Regions from separate parts of the Mus musculus genome. Here all the other regions are linked to region 2. The links are chromatin loops, found by intact Hi-C in ENCODE. Cell type or tissue: left cerebral cortex. All regions are shown on one strand.

Region 1 (4,000 bases), 96 kb after region 2:
TCGCTGCCTATCAACCCGTTCTGACTCATCCCTGTTGTGCTGGTTCAGCAGAGGGACCACGTTGCCACTAAGCTCTGGTTCAGCCCCGGGCCGACCAGGAAGTTGGCTGTTTGTTGTTTCTGGATTAAGGCAAAACTGTGCATGGAAGAATGGATCCCTACCACCCACCCACCCACCCACCCACCCACGCGCACACACGCACGCGCGCGCGCGCACACACACACACACACACACACACACACGGGTGGGCGGGCGCTCAAACGCTGCCTCTAACCCCACGCCCTCCATCCCTTCTCCCCTCGCCCCGCAGTCGCCCCTACCTGCTTTAGACCCGTTGGCCCCGTTGGCCTCGAAACCCAACAACCTGCCTGCTGCAGTCAGAGCCGGCTCCTTCTTGAACTTGCTCTCGAAGGGCCCCGAGTGGCCGTGCTGGTGCAGCGCCAGGAGCGTGTCCCGCACCGTCTTAGGCCTGCTGGCCCAGTCCTGCTCCCCGGGCGCGCGGCCTTTGCCTGCACCCTCGGCGCTCAGCTCGCTGGCCCCGGCCGCGCTGGATAAGCTGTCGGCCGGACTCCGGTGCGCGGGCTGCGCCTTCTCCTTGCTCGGCTCGCGCGCCTCGTGCTCCGCCGCCGCGCTCGACACAGACGCCGGGCGTTTGTGGGTGCCCAACTCGGCGGGCTGAGCTCCCAGGCCCGGTGTTCCGCTCACCGCGGCCAGTGTGGCCGCAGCACGGCCGCTCAACCCCAGCGCGGCAGAACCGTTGACCAGAGGCACCAGAGTGGGCGGAACGGCGTGTGCACGCCGAGGGTTCGGGCTCTGGCGATTCAGCTCCGGCGGCTCCTCCAGTTTGGAGAACCCGTTGGGCACCAGGATGCCGTTCGCCGGCGCGGACTGCTGCGCGGCCGACTGTGGGAGGCCTGCACCCGCACGCGTGCTGAAGTCGGAGGCCAGGCGCGGGGCACGATCCGGCGCCAGCGGGTAGCGCTCCATAGCCTGAGCGCGCGCGGCCTCGGCGCCCGCGTGGCCCAGCTGCGGCGGCGGCTGCAGCAGTAGGTCCTTGGCCGACAGTGGCGGTGGCTTGGCGGCTGCGGGCTGTGCACCGGTCGGGGAGCGGCCCTCCGGGAAGCAGCCGTGAGCACGCTTCAGCTGGCGGGCCGTCTCGATGACGAACTCCACGCGGTCGGCTCCCTCGTAGTTGACGCAGCCGCGGCACACGGGCTCCGTGAAGTCCCAGATCATGGCCCAGGGCATGCGGGGCAGGTCACACAGATAGCACGACTGGCGCCGAGAGGCGGCCGCCACCGCCACCGCCGCGGCCATGTCCGCACAGCCCGCCGCGCCGCAGGAGGAGCCGGGTGAGGGGACGCCGCCGCCCCCCGTGGATCCCGCGCGCGCGCGCCGGCCGGCCCAAGCCCGCGTCTGCGCGACTAGCGGCGGCGGCGGCCGCAGGCGAGGAGGCGGCGGCGGCAGAGCCCGGGCCGGCGCGGCGCCCGCGCGGCGCCCCCGGGGCACGAGGGGCGGCGGGCGCGCGGCGGGGCGCGCCTGCAGGTCCCCACGGGCGGCGGGGCGGCGCGGCGCGCGCGGGGGCGGCGGCTCGGCCGGGGCCGCGGGCTGGGGCCTCCAGACCGGGGCAAAGACGGGCCGCGAGCGCAGCAGGTCGCGCTGGCGCCCGGGGCGCAGAGCCGCGCGAGGTACGGGGGACGCGGGGCAGCCGCCGGGGCAGCTCAGCCCGAGCGGCGGGGCATGCCGCGCGCGGCGGCGTGCAGCTCGGTCCCGGGCCCCGGCGCGGCCGCTGCACAGCACCCACTGCGCCTCAGCTCCTGCGCCGCCGCTGTTGCTGCTGCTACCGCCGCGGCCGCTCCACTTCTACAGACTTGATTCTTCGACAGCTCTGCACGGCGCCTGCGCGGCCCCCTCCCTCCCTGGCGCGCGCGGCCCCGTGCGCCCGCCCTCCTTCCCTCCCTCCCTCCCTCTGCGCTCTCTCGCGCGCCACCCTGGATTCTTCCGTTTCTCGATCGCGTGCGCGCCGGGACTGAGGCGCAGACCAGTTCACGCGGCCCTAGCGCCGCAGGTGTGCAGCTCGCGTCCCCAAGAGTCCCGTGTCACCCCGCCTACCCAGCCAGGATGCTCCAACCCATGGCCCTGTTCTTTCGATTAAATCGTGCAAACTGTTTTATTTTACATGCAATGCCACTTTATCACTTGGTTACTGGCAGCCTCCTGAGCATGGAATTTGGAGCATAGCGAGGCGCACTTTGGACTTTTCCTTGTTAGCGTCTCACTTGGCTTCAGCTGGGCGCGCGCACGCTATCAACACTCTGCCCTGTTTTGGTCGAGGAAGCAACTACACACTGCCGCTGCCCCTTTAAGTTTTACAAAAACTTAGTGCTCAGGCAGGCCCGGCCTCTTTTGCGCGTGCACTGAAAGGAGGACGCACAGGCCCGAGGCTCCTCAGGCGCCGCCGCCCAGCGTCTTATGTAGGTCTGTGCAGCGAGCGCGTGACGTGGGCAAGGGACGCTGCCACTGCGCAAACTCCACATAAGACGTGCCCAGCGCCGCGGGCCCTGGGGCCGCGCCGAGCTAGTGCACATTCCAGGGATCTGGGCTCTGCAGCGCACCGCGTCACGGCTCAGGACCCGCCCCCGGTCTCTGGCTAGTAGGCCCTGCCCCACCGCCTCCGCGGGGCCGAACTTCGAGTGGCCAACTCTGGGCGCGCGCTGTCCCCTTTGCGCCTAGGGCGTGCGCTGGCGGGTGGACTTGGCTGTCTGTTGTACCATCCGGCTTAGCCCAGTGGGCACAGACGCGCCTGGCAGCATCGCTTCGTTGTTCCCTTCCACGCTGGGCAGTGAGGGCTGCCCAGAGTGGACGGAACACCGAATTGTACACTTTGGTAGGGAGCAGGGACTGGTGTGTGCTGTCAGTGGTCGGTCAGTCAGGCTCTGATTTGAGACCTACTACTCTGAGTAAGAGCCGCTTTTGCTTTTGTGGTGAACAACGCAGGTCCACCTCTCTCCCCAAGATTGGAATGGGCTGGTTAAGTGTGGGAAGAGCAGGGTACTAAGTACATTAGCTTTCCTACAACTGGATTGGAAGGTGGAAAGGGAGGGGGGAAAAATCTGCTGACCTTTTTTTCTCCGGTGGCTGCTATTGAAAAATGCCAGGTTGCTTCAAAGAATAGCCACAAGAGGAAACACGCCCCACAGAGAAGCAGCCCAGAGAGCTGTTTAGAGCACAAGAATAAACCTGTTGGAGGTGGCACAGAAAGCTTAGCGCCAGATGCCAAGGGCGTCCACAGGCTAACCTTGAACGTCTCTCTCGGGGCTTTCCAGAGAAGGTACATCTGTGTCAAGGGCCTCCCCAGCTCCCCTTCCAGTCACAAGCCTGCCTCACCCTCTCCAAGCCTGGAATGGGGCCTACCCGGATCCATTCCCAGAAGCAGCTGGTGCCAGCTGGTTTGGGCACCTGCTCCAGGACCTGTCAGTCTGGTCACTCTCTTCCAAGACCCTGTGTCACTCATCTGAGCACGTGATTTTGACCGTGCAGAACCTGAGTGGAGGAGATGAAGCTGCCCTGACTGCAGAGTCATCTCAGTGCCCTGAGAGATGGCCCACTAGGCAGACACAGAAACATTAAAACAAAGCAGAACCTCCCTTGAAAGCCTGGCCTGATTGTACTCGGTCCACCTGCCAGCAGCCCACAATGCCCTCTCCAGGGAAAGCCGCCACTACAACCCAAAATAGAATTGCCGAGGTACATACAATGTCTGCCTTGAGAAATGCGAAGTGGAGCTTCTCCAAAAGACCGGCATTTCCTTTGTATTTCACACTGGCTTCATGTTGAAACTGAGCTGTTAGAGCTGTGCGCAGGGGGGGCGGGGGGGGGGAGCCTCCCTCCACCCCCTCCAGATGCCTGCCTGCTGGAAAATGGAAAGGCTATTTTAGATCTGGGCTGTCCTTCATAAAAAGCAACCCGGCTCCAGGGGGTTAAGGTAGGTCCTGGATCC
Region 2 (4,000 bases):
AAGTCCTGAGTTCAATTCCCACCAACTGCATGGTGGTTCACAACCATCTGTAATGGGATCCGATGCCCTCTTCTGGTGTGTCTAAAGACAGCGACGATGTACACATACAAAGTAAGTAAATAAATCTTAAAGGGCAATTTGATTATTTAGTATAATAATAAGCAGTATGTTCTCTCTGGGATCTTTGGGGCTCCCTGACCACAGCACATGGACAGATTTGTGGTACCAGACATCTGTCTCCTCCTGTGGAGTTGGCCCCAAGTCCAACTGGAAACAATAGCATAACAATTACTGCTATTCACAGGGCTCTCAGCTTGAAAAGATAATTGGTGACATGTTAGCCCTGACTGCCTTTCAGTACTGAGAGCTGGCCACAGGGTTGAAGCTTCCTGGTCCCTACTAACTTGATTTCTCTATTTCCAGTAGCCTATGTGTGTGATGTCTTCAGCAATAGGATCCCCCCATCGAGTCTACTGGGTAACCAGGGGCAGAGGCAACACAATGCTCAAGTCTTAATCCCCAGAAGATCATTTCCTCAGAAGATGGATGCATTTGGGGACAAGGCCTTCAAAGAGATGACTAAGATAAAAAGCAGTCAGGAGGATACGTCCTATTTCAACATGATTGATGTCCTTATAAGAAGTAGATTAGGGTACAGGCAGTCATAGAGTAAAGACCACTGAGGACACGGAGAGATAACGGTTGTACCGTGCCCTTGGGAGGCCTCCAAAGACACCAACTCTAAGAAGGCCTTAACCTCAGACTTCTAGCCCCAGAACAAAGAAAATGTTAACTGAATCACTCATCGTGTGGGACACGACTACCGAAGCCAGAGCCATCTTCACAGCTACTTGGTCACATGTCAGGCCTCCTCCAGGTATCAGAGGCTCTTGATATGGTCTGTGATCTGGTCTATCAGCATGAACACCCATGAGGCTGGTGTTCTGAGGGTGTCAACATGTCCACAGGTGGAGTTTGAAAAGTGTGGGGTTCAGCAGACTAGAGAAGAATGTACATATGTTTCAGGCAGGGGTGAGACAGGGACTCCTGTGCTCAAGTGTTAGTGGAGTCGTGACAGGGAGAACATGGTCTGGGAGGGTGTAAGGCAAGGCAGACTTCTCAGAGCTGTAAGCTCGTGTCAAGTGCTGGCCCTGGGGCTGGGGTGCAGCTGAGTTGCTGGAATGCTTACCTATCAGCCGTGAAGTCCTGGGTTTGATCCCCAGCACGATGGTGTGATGATGTGCCTCTATAATTCAAGCACTCAGGAGGTGGAAACAGGAGAACCAAAACCTCAAGGTCTTTCTTGAACACATAGCAAGTTTGAGACCCTGTCTCTAAAAACTAAACAAAACTGGCCTTGAAGCCATTGAAGTCGTTGTCTGGTTCAAGAAGGATGTGAGGCAGTGAGTATCCGGAGGTATAATGATGAGTAGGAGCGGGCACATCTGACCTCCTTGTCTTCCGTTGGTGTTTTGAAACAGATCTTTAAAAAGCCCAAATGAGTTCCCTCTGAGTTCTCCATTAATGAGAAAAAGGCCCGGATGGTACCTGCAATGCTAGCCAGTGACCACCAGATGGCACTCTGTCCCCGCTGTGCAGGCTCACAGCCCAGGGCCTCAGGAAATGTGTCACTGTGCCTCCTTTGCCCGACACTCCCCCTCCTCCCGCAGCAGTCCCGTGTCTACACCACAGGAAGCTCGTCTTTGGGGACATGTGTGAAACTCCACACCGCCTGGCTTAGCTCTGCCTCCTGTTCCTCCTGGGGACATAGCAAGCAAGATCTCACCTACCCTGAAGAGGCCCGAAGAGTCCTCCAGGCGCTCCCGAGCCTGCGTTCTGGCTAGGCACTGAGCTTCCATTTTGAAATCTGCTGCCCAGGAGAAGCACACCCGATGGAAGAGAAGCATATTTCAGAACTATGTATTGATAGATCTGCACCCCTGGCACGAATGCAGCCCTGCAAACACGGCTACCCTGGCATTTAGACCACTTACAGTGGGGTGTAAGACTGACGTAATCCCCAACCTCGGCCCTGGAGAATTAATGAGTTGTTCATGCCATGAGCCGTGAAAGAAAGACTTGCACTGGGGTGGGCGGTTACTGCTTGCCCAGAGTGGCGGAATGAGCCATGGGGCTGGAGGCCAAAGGACTCGGGCCACCCATGCAGGGAATTAACTCCCAGAGATCCATCGCAGGCACGGAGGGCACGGAGCAATCGCTCCATTTGAAGTTTGCATGCCTCTCGGCCCTGCACATCTGAGACTTGGGGTCCATCCCATAGGAACCAGTCCATGACCAAAATCTGGCCGTTGAAAATCTACTGTTGTCAAGCTCTGGCTTTTAGGCAGAGAGCCCTGTCCTTGCTTTCAACTCCAAAAGCAATGAATAATTAATCATCACATTCTTGAATAGAAAGGACGTTTCAATGGATGAGTGACACTTTCAATAGGGTTCTCTGATATTTGCTGTTGCTTCCTTCTGTCTGAAGCAGGACCCCAGGAGTGAAAGGAAGCGAAGACAGAGGCAACATTGTGTTTATTACCGGCTGTGCTTTTGACCCATCAGAAACTGGAGTGGATAGAGAGCAGCTGGATCGGATATTTACCTTGGCACCTGCCCCGCACCAGGCTCTCTCTCTCTCCCATATGTTATATAAGCAGTTTCATGCTCCATACTCGGGGCAATGCTTGGCAGTTGGCTTTGAACCTTTTGTGTGAGTGTATGTGTGCACATATGCCTATGGGTGCCTGTGTGTATGTGTTGCTTGTATGTGTATACATGTGTGTGAAAGGCCAGAAGGCAATCCCAGGTGTCCTTTCTTCATACTATCTGTATTATTTTTTTGAGACTCTTTGATCTGACCTCACCAAGCAGACTAGACTGACTGGCCAGTGAGGCCAAGGGATCTATCTACCTGAGTCCTTGTCTTAGTTAGGGTTTTACTGCTGTGAACAGACACCATGACCAAGGCAACTCTTGTAAGGACAGCGTTTCATTGGGGCTGGCTTACAGGTTCAGAGGTTTAGCCCATTATCATCAAGGCAAGAAGCATTGGCAGCATTCATGCAAGCATGTTGCAGGAGGAGCTGAGAGTTCTAAGTCTTCATCCAAAGGCAGACAGGAGACTAGCTTCCAGGCATCTAGAATGAGGGTCTCCAAGCCTACCCCCACAGTGACATACTTCCTCCAACAAGGCCACACTTCCTAATAGTGCCACTCCCTGGGGCAAGCATATTGAAATCACCAAAGTCCAAGTCCCAAGTACTAGAACTACAAGTGTAAGCCAACACTTCTAGGTTTTTTTGTGTATGTGTTTGTTTTGTTTTTCTCTTTAGTGTGGATTCTGGGCATTAAACTCAAGTCCTCATGGTTGCAGGGCAAGCACTTTACCAGCTAAGTCATCTCCCAGATCCACACCTGGGCTCTCACATGAAGAACCAATGTTTAGAGAGGCGAGGCAGCTTGGCTTGCCCAATGTCACACGTGCTTTAGTAGTTGGCATAAGTCTGACTTCAAAGTCTGGGTTTATCTCTCAGCACCAAAGTTTCATAGACTCATGAACTTCATAGTCAAGATGGACCTGGTGTCTGTGTGTGTGTGTGTGTGTGTGTTGTTACACATATGTGTTAGTTGCTTTGTACACCTGTGCACATGTAGAGGTCAGAGGAGGAAGGCAGGTGTCCTGCTTTGTCACTCTCTGCCTTGTCCCCTACAGGATGACCTCTCAGCGAATCCAGAGCTAGGTTGGCAGTAGACAAGCCCGGGTAATCCTCCTGTCTCCATCTTGCACATCACTGGGGTTACCTGTAAGTGTGACTATGCCCAGCTTCTTACACGCATACTAGAGATTTGAACCGTAGTCTTCAAGCTTGGTCATCAGATGTTCTTGCCTGCCTAGTCATTTCCCCAAGCCCTCCAGAATTTCCCTACGATGAAAGCTAAATAAATGTGACCATATATGAAGTCAAAGGCTGAAGCTGGAAGACTGAGACTTCAGGAT
Region 3 (4,000 bases), 260 kb after region 2:
GTGTATGTGTACATGCACCCTACACACACACACACACACACACACACACTAACTAAAACTTTAAAGTGCATTCTGGATCCAAGATGTACAGCACTGCTTGAAGCTGTCACCAAAAGGGAGGTAAAGTCCTTGTGAGACTGTTGACCTGAGATGGAAATGTGTCCCGTGGGAACCAGTAACACTGCCCATCCTCCACTCACCAAGACTTTAAGTGTAAGCATCTCCTTTTGACATATTACAGAGTCACCAAGATCCCCAAATATCCACTGTGACTGCCAAGGACGCCAAATACACATCTAAGTACTTCTGGATCCATCTCAGATAGTCTGTCCTCTACTGTCCAAGCCAAAAAGGAAACCTGCTTGCAGATCTAGTGGGGATTTTTAGGAACCAGGTAACTAGTCACCAAGGAGACACTGAGTGCATTCGGCTTGCCTGTGAAATAATTGTGACAGAAAGGAATCAATTATGGCCCATCTGTAGTTCATTAATATGATCTGTTGAAAAAGAGGCCAAATTCACCAAGTCTAAAAATAGGACCGATGCAAGTCTGGCCCAAAGCACATTAGGCAATAAAAAGATCCCTACATCTGCAGGAATGAGAGCCCCGGGACACTTCCTTGTTCTTTACTCCTTATCCACAGAGGTAACTGGAAATGGATACATTTTATTTTCTTTCCAGAAAAAAACAGAGAGAAAAACATTCCGTAAGGATCATTGTGGTCAAAAATATCATCCCATGTTCAGGAAGGCTCAGCTCAGAGACAGAGTTCACTTACTCCTGACAGAAATCTTACACATTCCCGAGACTGCTAGTATTTCTGCTTAAATCACACGCACAGAGAAATAGAAGGTTCCAGGGCAGCAATTCTCAAAGTGGGACAAAGCACTGGCTTTAGGAGGTCCATCGATAGGAGCCTGCTCTTGGGGAGGGTTTCACAGTTGTAATGAGTATCAAAATAATCTAAGTCACGGGCCCTTCTGTTCCTCTCCCCTCCCCCTCCCCCTCCCCCTCCCCCTCCCCCTCTAGAGTCTTTGGAGTAAACTTCTACTTAAACTGTCTGTGTCTTGCTCACTGATCTATTGCTGTGAGGAGACACCATGACCAAGACAATTCTTATAAAGGCAAGCATTTAATTAGAGGCTTGCTTAGCATTTCAGAGAGCTGGTACACCCCCCAGTGACACTCTTTCTCCAACAAGACCACCCCACTAAATCCTTTCAAATATTGCCACTCCCAGATGACTAAGCATTTAAACATATGATCCTATGGCATACCATTCTTATTCAAACCACCACAACCAAATTATTTCTTTCAAGGAGACAGGAGAGTCACCCCCACACACACCCAAAAATATCGCTCTCTGACCAAATCTTCTTCATGTTGCACAAGCCATTGGTTTGTGCTGTGCTGAGAACCTAGACTGGAATGAACTGAGCCCTGAACCGTGTCTTTGAAGGGAAACCAAGTATCTCTGGTGCTCTGTTCTTCCGGGGAGTTGAGGCTGCAGGCACAGGATGGGGGTGTTTGACCCCTTGATTCCTCTGTGGACTTACTCTTCATAACACATGCTTTGGGACCAGGCTCATCTACTTCTGGGAACCACAGCAGAGGTATAATGGGAAGCTAGTGGGCTCTTCCTATGGGTCTGTGGTTTGGAAGTATCTGTGATAGGATGGAAGCAGGTTTAGGGAACACACACATTTAGCTCTCAAAAAAAAAAGAGAAATTTGATACCTTGGCAACAATCCCTAAACATCTCTTCTCTGAGGAGAAAGACTACAGCCATCTCCATCGTGGGTTTCTGCTTGACTGTTAAAAATACTAAATTAGACCAGACACCAAAATAGTGGAAAAGAAAAATAACATTTCAGTGTGATTTGCTTTTGTGCAAAGTAGAAGCATTTATATAGCTTGTGTCTAAGCACAGAATATTTCTGGAAAGATTTGCCCAGACTGTTCACAACGGTTACTTATCCAAGCAACAAGTAAAGAAGAGGGCGGGAAAGTGGCTTCTGAGTCCCATTCTGTTGCTGTCTGTGTGTTGGCCATTTTTACAATGACCTGCATTGCTTTTTTAATAGAAGATATTTTGAACAATGGCAAACAATGAGGGCAACATTTAAAAGCTTCTGCCAGTGCCCTAGCAAGACTGAGCCTATGAGACACATGTCTGAGTGAGCTATTCATTTGCATATACATAATCATCAGAATAGATAATACATATCACACTGTAATCACAATGAAATAGGCTTGCATTAGCATAATAATCAAAACACAGAATGCATATTGCATAATGGTCATTAGGAGGCCTGTTCAGGCAGAAGCGAGGCATGGGCATAGAACTGAAAGCAGTTGGGGTGGGGATGTACTCCCTGCCTCCAGATGGTGAGAGAGCCCTTCTCTCTGGCACTGGTCACAGCCTTGAATGTAACATCTATAGCACTGACTGTGGCCCAGCAAAACCTCTATGAATCAGTGCTGGTGCTTCCAGTAACCTTCAGAAGCAGACTCCGTTGTCCTGTATCTGACAGATGCAGAGACTGAGGCTATGGAAGTTCATGCTATTATCATGGCAGAGGAGGCTAACTGCCCAGCCACACCAGCATGGTACTTTCCATAGTGCAAGATTGGCATGAGGGTATGTCTCCCCCATCATTCCAGAATACGGTAAGTATCATCTTCATCAAGTTCTGCCTCTAGACAGAGGTCTAAAAGGGTATAGGGCATACAGAATAACAATATAGGAGGAGCTTGGGTTCTTCAGCCATCCACCTCCCTTAGAAAAGGCATATATACGGGGCCATGGGTATGTTTTAAGCAGCTTCTTTGTAACTGGTACTAGTTTCCTTAAACAATGCAATAGATACAATGTTGCACCAGGATTTATTGTTTTAAGGGCTGAAATGTACCACTGGGACACCGGGGCCATTACAGCTGTGTCATGGGAAACTCATATCTTCAAACCACACCATGGATCTATTGTTTACTTATGGCCCCATCCAGCGATCAGCTCTGTGTTCAACCCTGGATGGAAGCCAAGTGAAGAAACAAACAAACAAAACCTTGGCACAGATGGCACCTGCCCACTGTGCAGATCTCCTCAGACATGATTCTATTTATAAGCTGAAGGTGAGGTGTGCTCCCAGACAATCTGTCATAGACAGCAGCAGTCACTGGGAGTGTCATCGGGCGTCTCTGGGCCATGGAGAACCCTGGGTGCCCCGGTTTCTCCTACAGTCCTCCTTCACCACCCAACTGGGCAACAGTTAGGCCCGGGCTCACCTTAACCCAACATAAACACAAACCCCACTGTACTTCACCCAAACGACTCCCGTGCATTTTTAGCTTACTGGCAGCATCCTGCCTGCTTGGCATGGAGGCTGAGGTGAGGTAAGCTCTAACCCTTAGGGATGCATGCTCCACGGCCCTGCTCTAGCTGTGCTGACACCAGTGAGGGATGTGAGGAGAATCTTGATGACTCAAGAAGGTGACTGTCTGTAAACAGGATCAGTAGACGGCCAGCCAGGGACCAGGCCTGTGAAAAACGCCATTAGATGTATTTCACATAGATGCCCTACACATCTTCCCGTGTTTCATACCCATGACCCTATCAGATGGATAGATCATATCTGATATGTGAAATGAGCTAACCCAATGTACTGTGATCCATCTTAATCCTCTGTGGGTGCAAGTTCACTGTGAGGCTGAGGAGATGACTCAAAAGATGAAGAACTTGCTGTAGAAGCATGAAGACCAGAAATCCTGTCCTCAGCATCCACATAAGCACAGGGGTGTGGCCTCCCACCTGGAAAGGCAAACACAGGAGCCCAGTGTTAACCTCTGCTCTCCATATGCACACACATACATACATACAGAGAGAGAGAGAGAGAGATATGATGATGAATCTACTGTGAGTGTTGGCTCCATATGAGCAGATGTGGGGTCTATGTTTGTTTGTCTAGCTGACCCAAGACCCCTGTATCATCCTAAAACTTT

What was found. Peaks named below come from ENCODE experiments on the same cell type or tissue, not always from the same donor. Only the 100,000 strongest peaks of a DNase experiment are listed, where the experiment ranks them.
Region 1: a loop joins it to region 2, with 6 times the contacts of the local background. A loop is called at or near these places in 22 of 42 quality-filtered maps.
Region 3: it touches region 2 in a loop (2.9-fold over the local background); 7 of 42 quality-filtered maps call a loop at or near these places.

The regions. Positions count from the first base shown.
Region 1 is chr8:126,592,120-126,596,119 of GRCm38, forward strand. Irf2bp2 (interferon regulatory factor 2 binding protein 2) reads right to left here and starts at 1,867. Exons shown (of 2, transcript NM_001164598.2): 1 at 321-1,867. The coding sequence starts at 1,317. It overlaps Gm31546 (a long non-coding RNA gene), which reads right to left. Exons shown (of 2, transcript XR_388210.1): 1 at 3,756-4,000; 2 at 2,146-3,543. In left cerebral cortex, a CTCF peak has its summit at 2,494; DNase peaks (open chromatin) are centred at 478, 857, 1,148, 1,969 and 3 more places; H3K4me3 peaks cover 3,738 bases; H3K27ac peaks cover 3,758 bases.
Region 2 is chr8:126,496,099-126,500,098 of GRCm38, forward strand. Gm51605 (a long non-coding RNA gene) reads right to left here. Exons shown (of 2, transcript XR_003947621.1): 1 at 1,190-4,000. Among named protein-coding and RNA genes, the nearest start is that of Gm51605, 2.6 kb to the right of the region's middle. In left cerebral cortex, CTCF peaks have their summits at 65 (motif pointing left) and 1,573 (motif pointing right); DNase peaks (open chromatin) are centred at 1,181, 1,637 and 2,049; H3K4me3 peaks cover 505 bases; H3K27ac peaks cover 1,244 bases.
Region 3 is chr8:126,751,371-126,755,370 of GRCm38, forward strand. No RefSeq gene overlaps it. Among named protein-coding and RNA genes, the nearest start is that of Gm45805, 5.0 kb to the right of the region's middle. In left cerebral cortex, no CTCF peak of the experiment used is centred here; a DNase peak (open chromatin) is centred at 1,930; H3K27ac peaks cover 322 bases.